2 separate regions of the Homo sapiens genome follow, and region 2 is linked to region 1. A link is a loop called in an ENCODE intact Hi-C map of the cell type or tissue named here. Cell type or tissue: mammary epithelial cell. All regions are shown on one strand.

Region 1 (8,000 bases):
AGATATTACCAAATCAGCTTAGACAACCAGATTAAAAATCTGCCTCACTGGGAAATCTGCTTCTTTGTTTAGAATACTCCACACTTTCTCAAGCCTGCATCTGCAAATCTTTGGCCTGATAAAGACTTCCAGAGTCCATCCGTCCATCTCTTGCTTCAGGACTGTACTTCGTCCAAGCATTCCACACAGAAGGGTAACTGGCTTGTTCTTTGAGTGGGATACCACGTCACAGTTCCTTTGGTGTTCCAGGGACATTTCTATACAAGAGATGGTCCCCTGTTTTCTTAGTGTATAGAGGCTCATCAGACCAATGTAAATCTCCTGTTGAGTTTTATTTTTTTAATTCCCATTTTTGTCTTTTATAGTCATGTTTTCTGTTCTCTTGCCAAACTCCCGTGCTATTCAGCTCCCTTCCCAGCTTGTTCAGAAAAGGTATAACACCCACATCAAGATAAAACCTGCTGAGCATGGTGGCACACACCCGTAGTCCCAGCTGCTCAGGAGGCTGAGGCAGGAGGATCGTTTAAGGCCAAGAGTTCAAGACCCACCTGAGCAACACAGCGAGACCCTTTCTCTAAAAAATTAGAGAGGTATAACTTTTCAGGAAAGAGGATAATCTGGAAAGTTGCTGTAGGCACAGACTATCACGTAGAAAAAACTGAAATTATCTCAGCTAGGGAAGAATGCTTTAGGCAGGAAGACAGCCAGAATTTTAGAAGTGTCTAGACATAAGTAAGTTAGAAATTAAGATATGAGTATGTTGGTGACATCTGCGAATACAAAATATAATCATCAGAAAGCAAACATTTGTTCTGGATTTTGTCCAGATAACGGTTTAAAACTGAAGTGTTGTATCTATTGTAGTGCGTGGTTCCAGCTCCTGCTGTACATGAGGAGGTTAATTTGGAGTGACAGGTGTTAGCAACACGTGTTTCTTGGTCCTGTAGATTGCCACTGACCCAATTCATTTGTCCACCTTTGCTGGGGTTACTTGGTCTCTCAGTTGTTGACTTTCACAAAATAATGGTTGACTCTAACCTTGCAAAGAATAATAAACAACTGTGAGTGGTGACAGCTGGAAGAGGTCTGACAGCTAGCAAGACCAGATTCCTTGTAAAGCTTTCCTCTCAGGTAGGGGAGACTTCCTCTTTTTCTCCATGGAGAGCTTGTGCACCTGGATGCAGTAGAGCCTGATCCACTAACCACTGGCCAGGCGTGATAGATACATATTAAGTTTTCCTACAACAGATAGATCTATCAGTCTAACCTGTGTACCTGGCCCTGTACCTCTTGAGACCTCAGCTGTCTTACTTGTAAGGTTAGAGAATGGGACTAGTAGTTCCTGTAGCTCCCTTCCGGGCTGATGAGTCTAAATTTCAGAATTGGCCTGTTTTGGGTGTAGCATTTGTAGGTCTCGTTGTTCCATTGTTGGGTATTTGCCTGAGCTGCAGGTCGGGGATAGGGGACAGGGTAGAAAACTAAATGATAATTTATGTTTTTATATAGATTCACTAGAAATCTTAACTGTTTTATTTCTTTTAGGGCTGGGGGCTGCCAGTGCAGTTGCAGAGTTTTCAGTGCCATAGCTGGGAAGCAGAGAAGCTCTTGATTTGTTTTTGTTTTGTTTTTAACCTTTGAAAATGAATGGCAGAAATATGTGATGACCTAACATTAAAAAATCTAGGCCAAGCACAGTGGCTCCCCACTATAATCCCAGCACTTTGGGAAGCCAAGGTGGGAGGATTGCTTGAGGCCAGGAGTTCAAGACCAGTCTGGGCAACATAGTGAGACCTCCTCTCTACAAAAAAAATTTAAAATTAGTGGGGTGTGCTGGCATTTCGCTGTAGTCCCAGCCACTCGGGAAGCTGAGGTGAGAGAATCACTTCAGCCCAAGAGGTAGAGATTGCAGTGAGCCGTGATCACACCACTGCACTCCAGCCTGGGCAACAGAGTGTAACCCTGTCTCAAAAGAAAAAAAAAAAGAGAAGAGAAAAGGAAGGAAGGGAGAAAGAAAAGGAAAAAAGGAAGGAAGGGAAGGAGGGAGGAAGGAAGATAAATCTAGCTACCCTAAGGCATATGGCTAGCATTCACTCAGTAAATACTTAATGAACACTTATTACATGCCAGGCATAAAGTGTTGTTGATAATACAAGAAAGTAATTACATACTTGAGTTTCCCTCCCATCCAGGGAATCTCATCTTCTATCATGAGGGAAAGAAAGGAGGAAGTCCCTTTATATCACCACTTGAATCTGGAGGAGATGACTGTGAACTATCAAATTGTTAAGCAGTGGAATTTTGACTTTGGATAGACAGACCCGAATGGAGCCAAACTCTTGTTGTTTTTTGTTTGTTTTTCTGAGAAGGAGTCTCACTCTGTTGCCCAGGCTGGAGTGCAGTGGTGCGATCTCAGCTCACTGCAACCTCCGCCTCCTGGGTTCAAGCAGTTCTCCTGCCTCAGCTTCCTGAGTAGCTAGGATTACAGGCACGCACCACCATGCCCAGCTAATTTTTGTATTTTTTTAAGTAGAGACAGGGTTTCACCATGTTGATCAGGCTGGTCTTGAACTCCTGACCTCGTGATCCACCCACCTTGGCCTCCCAAAGTGCTGGGATTACAGGTGTGAGCCACTGCGCCCGGCCCAAACTCTCGTTTTTATTATGCCATTTTGTTCAAAGTTAGTTATGGGAGAGCAGTAACATCTTATTTACTTTTGGTCTAAGCAACAGCCTTTCCTTCCTGTAAAAACAAATTCATACATTGCCTGGCAAGGGAGTTCATCACAAAGTAGGAAGGGGAGCTGGGTGTGATGGTGCGCACCCGTAGTCCCGGCTACTCAGCGGTCTAAGGCAGGAAGATCACTTGAGCCCAGGAGTTCCAGGCTGCAGTGAGCTGTGATCTCGCCACCGCACTCCAGCCTGGGGGACAGAGTGAGACTCTATCTCAAAAAAAAAAAAAAAAAAAAGGACAGGGAGGGAGAAGGAGAAGTCCCCACAGCAGCCTCACAGCCATTACCACTTCCGGCCCACTTGCACAGTCTCTGCAAGTGCAGACTTGAAAGGAAAGAGGACTTTGGAGTTAACTTTAATGAGTGGGAAATAAACATAGGATAAATTCTTCAAGAGCAATTTTAGTTTTCCCTGGTACTAAGTGCTAAAGGGATTCTGTAGAGTCAAGAAGTGACCAGATGCCTGTAGAAAAATAGATCCCTGGGCAAAAAAGATTGAGGTTTAGAGGGATTGTAGAGGGTTAGAGGGATTCCAGATCCCTCTGACTGTGTAAGTTTTATGTCTTATTCAATAGATGCTCTTACGGCAAAATACATTTCCATTTATTCCAGTTGTGTGAAATTCCAAACTAGGAAGTTATTTTATGTCTTCGTATCTCCTAAGAAGCCTGCAGATTCAAGTTAGGGGCTTGTGGGCCAGACCTGGCCAGGACGAGCACCATTTCCACTTGATCTGTCAGCTCCAAAAGGCTCCGAACATCATGCCAGATTACAGCTCAGACCTCATGGCCTGTGACACATCCTGGGACTTAGCTGTTAGAACCTCAAGTTTAGATTCTTGTCTGCTTAAACCAAACTAGGCATTTCTGAATAATTTCCTGCCCTCCACCAAACCATCTGCAGAAAGGAATTAATCTGAGTCACTGCCAACCACAGAGGAATTCATTCACTGACCCCTCTTGTAACCGTCCCTTCTTTATACCCATCAATACATCCTCCCTTTCACCTCATGCTTTGTGACTATGAATAGAGTTGTTTACCTTGAAATCAGGCCAAGTCCACAGAACTTTTAACTGTATTTTCTCTTTTACAAATTTATTTCACGGAGTTCTGGTAGCTCTCTCTAACATCTTTACTAGAGAGAAAATGTTGTTTCTGTTCTAAAATCATGACTTGTGCTGAGCGGTAAATGTTTGGGGCAGTCTCCCTGAATCAAGCAGCCCGCCCCTCAGCTCTGCTTCTCTTTCTCCATTCAGCCCCCTCGCATTCCTTATTCTTTAGACTGTCAGCTTGTTCTCTGGCAGTTATCCTAACACTCAAAGAGGGAAGGGGGCCTGAGTGGTTTTCCCTGTAGCCAGTCGTAACCATGCTTTTGTCTGCCATATGCTTGGAGAGCCTCATCTCTGAAATGTTCCCGCTCTGCTGAGCTTCCTCCGTTCGTTTCTTCCCTGCACAGTGGTAGGGTGAGGCATTCTCCCCTTCCCTCTGCTGCATACGCTTCCAGCCTGTGTTGCTTTGAGCATTCAGATTGAGTTGCTCTTGCATTTGTGATTCTTGGCTCAAGTCCCTCTAGAAATCATATTACTACTCTGAGTTCAGGGAGGGCTGGAACAGCTACTAAGAACAGAATGCATTTTAATAACATTCAACACACAAAAAAGCCAGAGAATTTCTGCCAGAGGCCACCTTCGTATCCTATACTTGTCCCGTATTCCATCCCTTAAGAACTTTAAACACAGTGGAGTGCTACACTGTATGGTTTATGTGCCCTGCTGTCTACCAAAGGGCCTGTATCATCAGATTGTTTTGGTTTGGACATGCTTCAAATTTGAACTTAAATAGCTCTTTAGAACATTATCGAGGCCTTTCCCCAGAATTAATATCTATTCCTTTATTTCATTCACCATTTTCAGATTGTCTGCTACGTGCAGGCCTTTTGTTACGAGGCAATATTGGTATACAAAAAAGAATTCACCAAGGAGCTTGAAGAACAGTTGGGGAATTAAACATAAAACCAACTATTGAAAGGGGACAAAATGAATACTGTAGCAGTTTACACTTCTAACCAGGGATGGCATTACAGAGAAAAGGGGCTCAACCGTGAAGGATAAGAAAGATAGAGAAGAAAGATGTGTAGGAAGTAAGATTGTCCACATTCTAGAATGAGAGGAAAGGAAAAGCAAAGACAGGGAATGGCAGGTATGTACCAGGAGATGAAATTGAAGCAGTAGCTCCCATGCCAAAAAGCTTAGTCTTTTATTTTGTAGGAAGGAAATCATTTAAGATGTTGGAAGAGGAGGAGGGAACTGTTCCAGCCTATTTTAGAAAGATTACTCTTACACCAGGGTTGAAGTAGTTATGAAGCTATTGCAAGATGGTAGAACATGAGAGCTTGAATTAGGATTGTTAACAAGGATATCGGAAATGAAAAAACTAGGCTAGATGTGGTGGCTCACACCTGTAATTTCAACATTATGGGAGGCTGAAGTGGGAGGATTGCTTAAGGCCAGGAGTTGAAGAGCAGCCTGGGCAACATAGTGAGATGTCATCTCTTTAAAAAAAAAAAAAAGGCTGGGCAAGGTGACTCATGCCTGTAATCCCAGCACTTTGGGAGGCCGAGGTGGGTGGATCACACGGTCAGGAGATCGAGACCATCCTGGCTAACACAGTGAAACCCCGTCTCTACTAAAAATATTTTAAAAATTAGCCTGGGGCCACCTGTGGTCCCAGCTACTCAGGAGGCTGAGGCAGGAGAATGGCATGAACCCGGGAGGCAGAGATTGCAATGAGCTGAGATCACGCCACTACACTCCAGCCAGGGCGACGGAGCAAGACTCCATCTCAAAAAAAAAAAAAAACTTAGCCAGGCGTGGTGGCACTCTCCTGTAGCCCTAGCTACTCGGGAAGCTGATGCAGGAGGATCACTTGAGGCCAGGAGTTAGAGGTTACAGTGAGCTATGATCACTCCACTGAACTCCAGCCTGGGCAACAGAGCAAGACTCTTTCTCTTCAAAAGAAAAAAAAGAAAGAAAAAACTAAATTAGAAGAAACATGATCTGGAAAGAGCATTAATAGGAAACTCACAGAAGAAGTGGCCAATAAATATATATTTTTTAATGTTTTACCCCAGTTTTTGGCTTCACTACAGATGGGAAGAACTACGAATGAAAACAGTGCTGTCATACTGGGAAGGTTGGGATTGGTTGGTTTGTTGGAGTCCCCAGTATGTTCAGAGAGTGGGAAAATGGCACCCTTATTTCTTGCTTATGGGCTGAATATCAGTACAGCTATTCTAGAATGGTCTGGTTACTTGTCAAAAGCTTTACACAGGTCTATACCCTTTGACTCGGGAATTTTAAGTAGAAAATCATAGACATGCAAAGATTTATGTATGGGAAAATGTAATACATTAATATTTATAGTAATGAAAACGAGAACAAACTAAATGTCTATTGGAGTTAAATAAATTACAATATATTAATAAAATGGATTACAATGCAGCCCATTATAAATTATTTTAGAAGAATATTTTATCACATGAAAAGCTGTTTAATTATTGGGTGAAAAGAACAATTCAGTAAATAGTATGAACAGTATGATTTGATGTGTAAAGGGAACATTCACCAAGAGATGTTTATCAGGCACTGGAAAGATGTGAGTCTGAAACTCAGTAGAAAAAGAAGCTAGAGTTATAATTGTGTAGATCCACCTTCATAATGGTTATGTTTAGATGAGGGACATAGAAGAGTTATTATGCTAGTTATTATACATGTGATATTTTCTGTGATTAAAAAAAAATTTAAAGAACACCTACCTCAAAAGAAATAAATTTGAAAGAAAGTGGATTAAATGTGTTAATCACTAAAGCACTTAGAATAATACTTGGCCCATAATAAATGCCCAGTAAGTTAGTTGCTGTTATTATCACCCTCCCCCCTTTTAAAGCTAAAGGTAAACACATTTCGCTAAGCAGAGGATCTAAGAGAGAACAGTGGACAGTCTCCTTAGACCTCAGGAAACCCCTGCACGTGTGAGACTGAGCAGAAAGAAGAACAACACCAGGACAGGGAAGAAATGTTGGGGCAGGCAGAGGAGAGCCAGAAACATGTGGGTGTTGGGGGCCTCTAGGGCAGACAGCCTAGCAGGTGTTTTCAGGGTCAGATTGGATCGTACAGTTAGATAATCCTTGGGGGTCCTTGATGGGTTTTTTTCTGAAGTTTTGAAATTATAACTTGCATACAGAAAAGTAAACAAATCCTATGTATATAGCTGAATTACACACTCATATAGCAAATTCTTGGAACAAGCAGCAGAATGTTACCAGTGCCGAAGCCCCTTGTCATCCTCCTTCCAGTCACTCCTCATCCTCCAAGGATAACCTGACCTCAAACACCACAGATTAGTTCTGCCTGTTTTTAAACTTTCTATGCCTGGAATCATACCATACTCTATTGTGTCTGGATTCTGTCATTCAACATCATGTTTACGAATTGTATCTGTTTTGTTATACATATAGTTCATTCATTCTCATTGCTCTATGATATTCCATTGTATGAATGTGCCACAAATTGTTTATCGTCTGTTTATCATTCAGTATGGACATTTGGGTTGTTCCCAGGTTTTAATACTCTTATCAGTGTCTTCAGGTGAATTTACATGTACCTACAAGTCCACTTGTTCAGCTTGGCATTCAACTTTAGTAGATACTGCCAGATGTTTTTCTAAAGTGGTTATGGCCATTTACACTCCCACCGGGAGTGTAGGAGAGGCCAAGTGGTTCCACGTCCTTGTCAGCACTTGATACTGTCTGTCTTTTTAAATTTTAGCCATTCTGGTGGTCATTTAGTGGTATCTCCTTGTGATTTTAACTTGTATTTTCCTGATGACTAATGAGTTATCCACCTTTTTATATGTCTGTTAACCATTTCAGTATACTCTTGTGGTCATTCAAGTGTCTTGCCTATTTTTCATTATTAACTGTTGTTACTGCTTTATAGGAGTTCTTTATATATTATGGATATGCATACATCAGATATGTATCTTCTCCTGTGGACTGCCCTTTCACTCTCTTAATGGTGTCTTTTAAGAGACAGAAATCCGGCCGGGCGCGGTGGCTCACGCCTGTAATCCCAGCACTTTGGGAGGCCGAGGCGGGTGGATCACGAGGTCAGGAGATCGAGACCATCCTGGCTAACACGGTGAAACCCCGTCTCTACTAAAAATACAAAAAACTAGCCGGGCGTGGTGGCGAGCGCCTGTAGTCCCAGCTAC
Region 2 (8,000 bases), 58 kb after region 1:
TAGCTCCTTATTGCCTGCCCAGTGTGGTGGGTTCCTGGTCCCATCCATTCCCTGACCCTCCCTGCTGCCCCTTCCCCCACTGAAAGGGGGAGGCTGTCACCTTGTTTGGTTACTAATTTTAAAAAGGCAAAGCCTTTGATTATTACTATTGTATTTTCCCTCCCCTCACTGTACTGCATTCGAAGGCAATTTCTTTAGCAGGGCGACCTCCTCCTCAGGGAAGAGACTGGGTTTTTCAGAATGTAAAAGCAAAGGGGCTGGAGGGCAGGCCTGGGATCCTACTGGCTGCTCTCGGTTGGTCCCTGTTACCTGGGTCTGGAGCAGGGACCAGCAGCTCCTGCCTCCACTGGGACCTTAGCTCACCCACTTCACCTCCTTGGACACCCTCTTGGGCAGCTCACCCAGAGGTGCTATGAGGTTACCTACAAAAGGACATGGGACTTCCAGAAAAGCATTTAAACTTGGATCTGAACTAAGGCCGAGCCCTGGACTCTAGTGACCTTCTCAAGCTATTAGCCCCTGCAGTGACTATGGGTTGGTCGTCAGACTTTCCTGTGCCTCATTTTCTCCATAAAACATCAGGAGAATTATTTAGTCCTATATCCATGACGAAAGTATTGAGAGAACACGTTTGCTCCTTGAAACCTTTCTGCCTCATTTTTCCCAAACCCAGGGATCTTTCTGAGCTGGGCTCTGTAGGGAAGGGCCCAGGACTGCGAGGGGGATGACCTGGGTTTGCGAAGCGGCAAAGTAGTTCCCGGGTCACTCTACTTCCTTGGGGGATTCAAAGGAGGACGCGTAGCAAGAAAGCGGAGGACATAACTCTCTTCCCCTCTCAGAGCCTCGGGCCCCGCAGACGCCGAGGTGGGCGCTCGTGCCAGGATCGCGGGGCGCGGGTACGGGCTCCTTGGGCGCCCCGAGGGGGCTGCTGGCCGGGGTAAGAGCCGCGGTTTCTTCGGAGGATCGGGTCGAGTTCCAGGAGAAGGGGGCAGCAGGCGTGCGGCGCCGGGAGAAGGGGGCCGGGCGGCGGAGACTCCCCGTCCGCACCCCCGCGGCGAGGCCCCCGGGCCGCTCTGCTTAGGGGCCGAGGGAGCCGGGCGGGAGGCAGGTGCGGAGGTCGCGGTCCCAGCGCCTGGGAGGAGCCCTCGGGAGGGTGTCGCGGCCCGGCTGGTGGGCAGGAGCGAGCCGGGGCCGGCGCGGCTGTCGGGGGCGGGGAGGAGGCGCGGGAGGCGGGGCGGAGGCGGCGGCGCCCCCAGGATCCACTCGCCCAGCGCCGGGCCCTGCACTCCGAGCCGCGGCCGCCACCCGCCCCGCAGCCAACTTGGGCCGAAACTTCCCCGGGTCCCGCGCTCCGGAGCAGGGCGCGCAGCCCGGCGAGATCGACGGCGGCCTCCCGAGCCCGCGCCTCGGGCCCAGGGCCTCCCTCCGGATCGGCCGCAGGCTGCGCGCCCCCGACCGTCCCCGCCCGCTGAGTTCGGGGGTCCCCGGCGCGGAGCAGGGAGCCCTCCGGGCGGCAGGAGGGCGCGCAGACTCCGAGCGCCGGGGCTGCCTGGCCGGGCTCCGGTGGACACCTCGGAGGCTGCCCCAGCATCGGGGGGGGGGCCCGAGACGCCTCGGCGGGACCCCGGGAGCCGAGCACGCCCGCCCGCGCCGCCAGCCCCGCGCCCCGGCCGCGGATGAAGAGTCGGAGGCGGCGGCCCGAGCGGCCCGCGCGCTGAGAGGAGCGGGCAGGGTCTGCCCCGGGCCCCGCCGGCCGCCCCCTGCGCCCCCGCGGGCCGCGCCTCGCCCGCCGACCCAGCGCAGCCGGGCGCAGGAAGAGCCGGGCCGGGCCGAGCGGCGCCCGGAGCCCGCGGGCCTGACACGCGGCGGGACATGCAGGTAAGCGCCGGCCCTCGCCCCCGGGGACGGCCCCGCCGCCGCCGCCGCCGCCCCGGCTGCCGAACCTCGCGCGGCTCCTCCGCCTTCCCGGCCCCGCGGCCGCGCTGGGTGTCCGCCGGGTGGGTCTGCGCGCCGCGGGCGTCGGGTCGGGGCGGGCCGGGGTCAGGTCGGGGGAAGGGAGTCGCCCCGGGCCGGGGCGGCGAACAAAGCTGGGGACCGCCGGGCCCTCGCGCGGGCAGGCATAGGAGGCTCCGGGGTCGGCGGCGCAGGCGGGGCGGCCTCTGAGCTTCGCGCTCACTCTCCCGGGTCTGGTCGGGCCCAGCCCCGACCCTCCGCCGAGGTCTGCGCCGGCATCGAGGACCCCATCTGGGTTACTTTACCCGCCGGACGCGGGTGGGAGCCTGCGTTTCTGCCCGGACCGCGCAGGTAGAGCCCGAGCGCCGCTCGGCTTTGTGCTTCTCCGGTCGCTCCGGCGCTCCACGTCCCCGCCGTGGGAGAGGCGGGACGAGACCTCCTCCTTCACTTTCTTGGAGCCTCGGTGGACGCGTAGCCCGCGCTCCAGTCGGAGCCGAACCCCCGGGTATTTGCTGCAGACCGCTGGGAGAGGCAGTTCGGTTTGCGGGGAGCCTGCCCGGCCCTGTTTTACAGGGAGGGAAACTGAGGTGGCCCCGGCCCTGCGTTGGTTACTCAGCTGAAGGGGTGTGTGTGTGTCCGGTGTCCCCTCCACTTCACCCGGGCCCTTCTTCACTGCTTTTGCCACCTGGCCACGTTGGCAACAGCTTCCAGTTGCTACTCCCCTGGGCAGAGGTTCAGCCTGGTACCTGGAGGAGAAAAACTAGGGATCGTGGAATCAACCCCCCAGACTGCTCCAGGGGCCCCGGAATGTGCCCAGTCACCAGAGCTGCGATGGGACGTCTGTGCCCGTGCCGTCAGTGTGGAGCCGAAAACCCTGGCTCGGCAGGGCAGGGGCAGCCGCTAGCCAGCCACCAGCACTCGTCCAGGCACACGGGGGAAGCCTAGGGAGCCCCCTCCTGTGGCTGGCCCCTAAGGCAACGGAGAGCCCAGGCAGCAGCGGGCACGCCCTCAGAAGGCCTAAGGACCCTTTCCTGCACCCAGCCTCTCCTGCCATCCGATTAACCGGCAGAATTCACTTACGCAAAGGCAAGACTCCCCATCTCAGGCACAGACGAGCGGATGCCAGACCTGGAGCTTGCAGCCGCACCCCTGCCTAGGCTCACACACACAGGTCCTGGCAAACACACCGACCTATTAGAGGTGGAAGACTGAGGGGTGGTTTTCCTCCATCTCAAAATAGTGTCTGTTCTCGCTTTGACACACAAGATTCGTGGTTATAAATAGCAAGAAGGAGGAGGTGTGTCTCCTTGGAAGGATGGCAGTGCTGAAAGAGACCTCTTAGGCACCCTTGTGAGAGGAGTGATGGAGCTGGCGTCTTCATGGTGATGACAAGTCCAGCAGTCCAAGGGAAGGGTCACAATTAAAACCAGGGCTTTTTACTAACAGATGCAGGTGGCGCGGACAACAGGGCAGGACGTGAAGGGAGTAAAGGAACCTAAAGTGACAATGGATGGGTCAATACCCAAAGGCAGTCAGGAGAGACATCTCCCCTTCCCTTTCTTTCTCTTCTTAAAGACAGTCAGGCCAAGGGCGTGTGACACTCTGTGGGATCTGCCTGCCAGGGGAGCAGGAGCCAGGCTCGGAGGAGCTGGCTGGTCTTTTTCCACCCATGGATTTCATACTTTCCCAGGCTCTGATATCTTATGTATTTGAATATGAATAGGTGATTGAGCGTGTGTGTCTGTGTGTTTCTCCAAGGTATCTGAAACCGGTCCCCTCTTTAGTTCATTTGGTGATTGTAATATCACCAGGGGTTTCTTATTGACTTGAAACTACCCTTTTCTAAAATTTTTTCTGTCCAAAAAGCATAAGTTAAAGGGATATTGCCAAAATTGCTGGGAGCCATATGCTGCGAAAAGAAAAAATCTGGAATTCTTCTTCCCTTGTGTATTTCACCCTCTGACTCTAGGGGCAGCTGAAAGATTTTTTGTTTGCTCTTCTTCAAGGTCAAGAAAGGCAGAGGACTAGGCTGGTCTGTTCTAATTTTTAATTCTAGGATGGTTCTGCTGCTTTCTGGATTGCCGCAGCCTGGCTTCTCTAGCATGGAGGGAAGTTTTTACGTGTGGTGATAGTCCTTGTCTTCTCTGAAATAGAAACCAGTCAGTCCAAAAAAGCTCTCGTGTCAGCGAGAGCTTTTTCTCTCTGGCTCCTTTTCAAACCGCCTGCCATTTATCTCCTTCATCTTCTAACCAGGTCTTCAGAGCCCATCTTTGCTCCAGCGCTAGTCCTGGATGCAGTCCTCAGAGTGTGTGGTCGTGGTGGTAGTTACTGGTTGTTGGGTAACTCCATCAGGTCTCTGAAGACACACAACAGCAGTAGATGTAAAAGCCCTCTGGGCAATGAGAGCATGTGGGAGCTCCACTTACGGGCAGCCTTGGCTGGTTTCTGTTGAGCGTCTTCACCGTTATCTACGAGTCCAGAAACATCCAGCAGAGGGATTGTGCATCGATATTGCCATCAAGATGAAAAGACATGCTCATTTTAAATCTGAGCCACCCTTTAAAGTAAAACTAACCTTCTGTCCATCTCTGGGGCGCAGCCTGTGTGCTCCCCCAAGCAGCATGCTGGAGGAACCCTGAAAACGGATCCGCTGTTTGGTACAGTTCTGGCTGGACTGTTCCCTTCAGCGAGAAATGCCCCAACTCTGGAGAGCAGGTGACTGCACAGCCCCTACCAGGCCCTCTCCACCCCTGGCCCGGCTCTGTTTACCTGGCTAAATTTAAACCTCCGCCCCCTCCATCCCAGTTTGAGCCACTGGCTTGCGGTCTCGCCACTGGGCTGGCTGCTGCGGCAGCATTTCCTGACTTCTTCGCCCCTGTGGTTGCAGTGTGGTCTCTTTGTGCTGCATGAGTCCTCTTCTAGGCTTTCTAAAGTTGGTCTCTCTCCCCGCTGCTTCTCCACCCATGTGGCTTTCTTCCCATCTCTTTCCTCCTGGGTGAGTTGGAACCTGGTTCGGTACTGGGGGAAGATGCTCTCCCCTAACCCTTCCAGATACTGTGCACGGAGATCACAGGAAGCCTAGACTCAAGCTGTCATTTAAGGTCCTCAGGGGGCTGTGCTGACTGTAATCATTACCCAGCCTGGCTGCCGGGCTGTCGGATCCCCTTTGAGTAAGCACGTAGGGTGCTGGCAGCAGTGCAGCCCTTAAAGGGACAGGGGCATTCTCTAAGGTCTTTGGCACCCCAAACCTCCAGCTCCCCTAAGAAACCAACCCACCTGGATGTCCTGTCCTTTGCATCACTGTCTTTTCTTGAGGTTTTGCTGGGGAGGGTGTTTGAGTGGGTTGGGGTGCACACGGTAGCTTCTCTCTGGATCTCAGTAATATTTTCTTTTCTTTCCTTTTTTTTTTTTTTTTTTTTTTTTTTAACAGGGTCTTTCTCTGCTGCTCAGGCTAGAGTGCAGTGGTATGATAATGGCTCACTGCAGCCTCGACCTCCTGGGCTCAAGTGATCCTCTCACCTCAGTCTCCCCAGTGGCTGGGATTGTAGGAGCCGTGCACCACCATGCCTGGCTAATTTTGTTCTTTTTTAATTTTTTGTATAAATTGGGTTTCACTATGTTGCCCAGGCTGGTCTTGAATTCCTGGGCTTAAGTGATTCTCCTGCCTCAGCCTCCCAAAGTGCTGGGATTATAGACATGAGCCACCTTGCCCAGCCTTGCTTGTCTTTTCTATAAAGTGAGAGCATTGGGTTAGTTGGTCCCAGGGGCCCCTTCCAGCTCTAACATCCTGTCACTCTGAACAGCTCGAGCTCTTTCAGGTTTGGGAATCCCTCTGCTGTGGACAGGCCTGGAGTGTCCCCACCAGAGGGGTGGGGGGTGCTCTGGGCCTGCTGCTTTCACAGAGTTACTGTTTCACCAGCCGTGGTCTCAGAGGCAGGGTTTGTGGTCAAGCTGGAGGCTCAGGTTGTGCTCCTGGCTTTGGGCTTGGGCCTGCCAGGGGCCTCTGTGGTTCGCTGGCATCTGGGAGATTATGACAAGCCTCTGTCTCCAGCTTTGGGTGACTTTGGGGCTGGTGCCTGAGTTCTAGGGGGAGGCACCCCAACCTTTCTTAAAGGGGTATACAGTCTCCTCTGTAGCCTCCTAGAGCCCCAGAAATGCTAACTCCTAAAAGGTTACTCCTGTCTGATTTATACAGTGGATTTACTGAGGCCTGGGAAACGATAGCTGGCCTTGGCTTAGAAAAGGCAGTGAACTCAAAAGTTCTTGGTTTACACACTTTAGCCCCCAAAAGTCACTTTAGAGTTATCTGCAAATGATTAATTGTTGGATTTGCTCTGAGTCCTGTTGTGGAAGCAAAAACTGTAACATAAAAATATAATGTTATGAAAAATCTAAAGTAACAAAGCTTTTCTGAGGCCAGCTCGTGGTCATCCTGTTTGCTGCTCTCAGTGTGGCTCCTCTTAAAGAGGTCAAGCCCAGAACCGAAGGTGCGCAGCCACAGAGCAGCCCTGAGCTCCTGGGCTCTTGCTGGTGTCGTGCCTTCACTGGTGACACTTCCTGAACTTAACCAGTGGATGGACATGGGCAAGAGGCCAGTGGCCCCGCACCCATTTTTCTTACCGGTGAATATCCCCCAGATGACAGGAGGCTTGTCTTGCTCTGGGAGGTTGGGGCAAAGTTGAGTGCCTGTCATAGACTCCTCCCTAAGGTTATAGATTTCACCAGTATTTGTTGAGAAGTTTCTCCTGAGAAATTTTGAGTAAAGAATTACTGAATTTTCTTAGAAATCTTGTTTGGGGGTATGAGACCTGCAATCAAAGCAATTAAACTTTTAAAGAGATTGTGTATATAAATTGAGAACTAGAATATCACCCTTGGGAGCGGGGGCTGGTGAGTGAAGGAAGAGGGGGCATTTTCAGTTGCATTGATAGGGTATATGCTGGGACGAGGAGGGCTTTTGAGGCAGACTTCTGGGTGCAAACCCCAGCACAGCTGCGTCACCTGAGGTAGGGCAGGTTACCTGACTTCTCTGTGTCTCTGTTTTCTTACTTGTGTACTGGAAACCGTAACTTTATACCTATCTCTATGTGGTATGTGGTGGTTAGGACTAGTGTACATAAAGCATCTGGACCATGCCTGGAGCCTTGTGGGGCTCTAGATGCGACAGCTTTTGTGGTGATATTGATGAAGGGAAGGAAGAGGGAGGCAGGTCGATGGGAGAGGAGAGCTCAATGCTGACGTGGTCCTGCGCAGTTGAGAATCCGGCGAGTCCCTGGCTGAAAAGGAGGGGGTCCTGCTGACCCCATCTCAGAGGCATCTGTCGTTTTAACTAAGCAAATGCTGATATGTTCCCTGGATTTGGAAGTCACCCAAAATCTTAACTTGTTGCATTTTGTTATTCTTAAAAAGGTAACCTCTGTGAAGTCATATCTAAAATCAGCTTTAGGCTGGGCAAGGTGGCTCACGCCTGTAATCCCAGCACTTTGGGAGGCCGAGGATCATTTGAGGTCAGGAGTTCGAGACCAGCCTGACCAAAGCTCATCCTAAGCTCGGGTGATCCTCCTGCCTCAGCCTCGTGAGTAGCTGAGACTACAGGCACGCACGACCGTGTCCGACTAATTTTTAAATTTTTTGTAGAGATAGGGTCTCATTATGTTGTCCAGGCTGGTCTTGAACTCCACTTCAAGTGATCCTCCCACCTTGGCCTCTCAAAGCTCTGGGATTGCAGGTGTGAGCCACCACTGCTGGCCCATTGCCTCCCCTTTGCTGTACGACCTTCACTTGGCTTCCAGAGCATCTCACTCTTCCAGTTTCTCTTCTTGCTCATCGGCAGCAGCTCACCTGGTTATCTCTTTGGACCTCTTGTCTTCTCTATGTACAGTTATACGCTGCATAAAGATGTTTCGGTTAATGATGGACTGCATAGACCACAGTGGTTGCATAAGATATTTCACTGTGCCTTTTCTATGTTTAGATTTGTTTAGATACACAAATACTTACCACTGTGTTCCAGCTGCCTAGAGTATCCAGTACAGTCACATGCTGTG

Evidence for each region. Peaks named below come from ENCODE experiments on the same cell type or tissue, not always from the same donor. Only the 100,000 strongest peaks of a DNase experiment are listed, where the experiment ranks them.
Region 2: a loop joins it to region 1, with 2.3 times the contacts of the local background. A loop is called at or near these places in 8 of 110 quality-filtered maps.

What each region holds. Positions count from the first base shown.
Region 1 is chr12:1,470,684-1,478,683 of GRCh38, forward strand. All of the region lies in intron 18 of ERC1 (ELKS/RAB6-interacting/CAST family member 1), which reads left to right. Among named protein-coding and RNA genes, the nearest start is that of LINC00942, 26 kb to the right of the region's middle. RefSeq lists an enhancer at 2,759-2,828. In mammary epithelial cell, no CTCF peak of the experiment used is centred here; DNase peaks (open chromatin) are centred at 3,018, 3,598, 4,218 and 5,488; H3K27ac peaks cover 3,667 bases.
Region 2 is chr12:1,529,073-1,537,072 of GRCh38, forward strand. LOC107984507 (a long non-coding RNA gene) reads right to left here and starts at 3,120. Exons shown (of 2, transcript NR_160736.1): 1 at 3,034-3,120; 2 at 1-2,699. RefSeq lists silencers at 1,023-1,272, 1,363-1,472 and enhancers at 4,486-4,685, 4,836-4,985. In mammary epithelial cell, no CTCF peak of the experiment used is centred here; no DNase peak of the experiment used is centred here; H3K4me3 peaks cover 1,612 bases.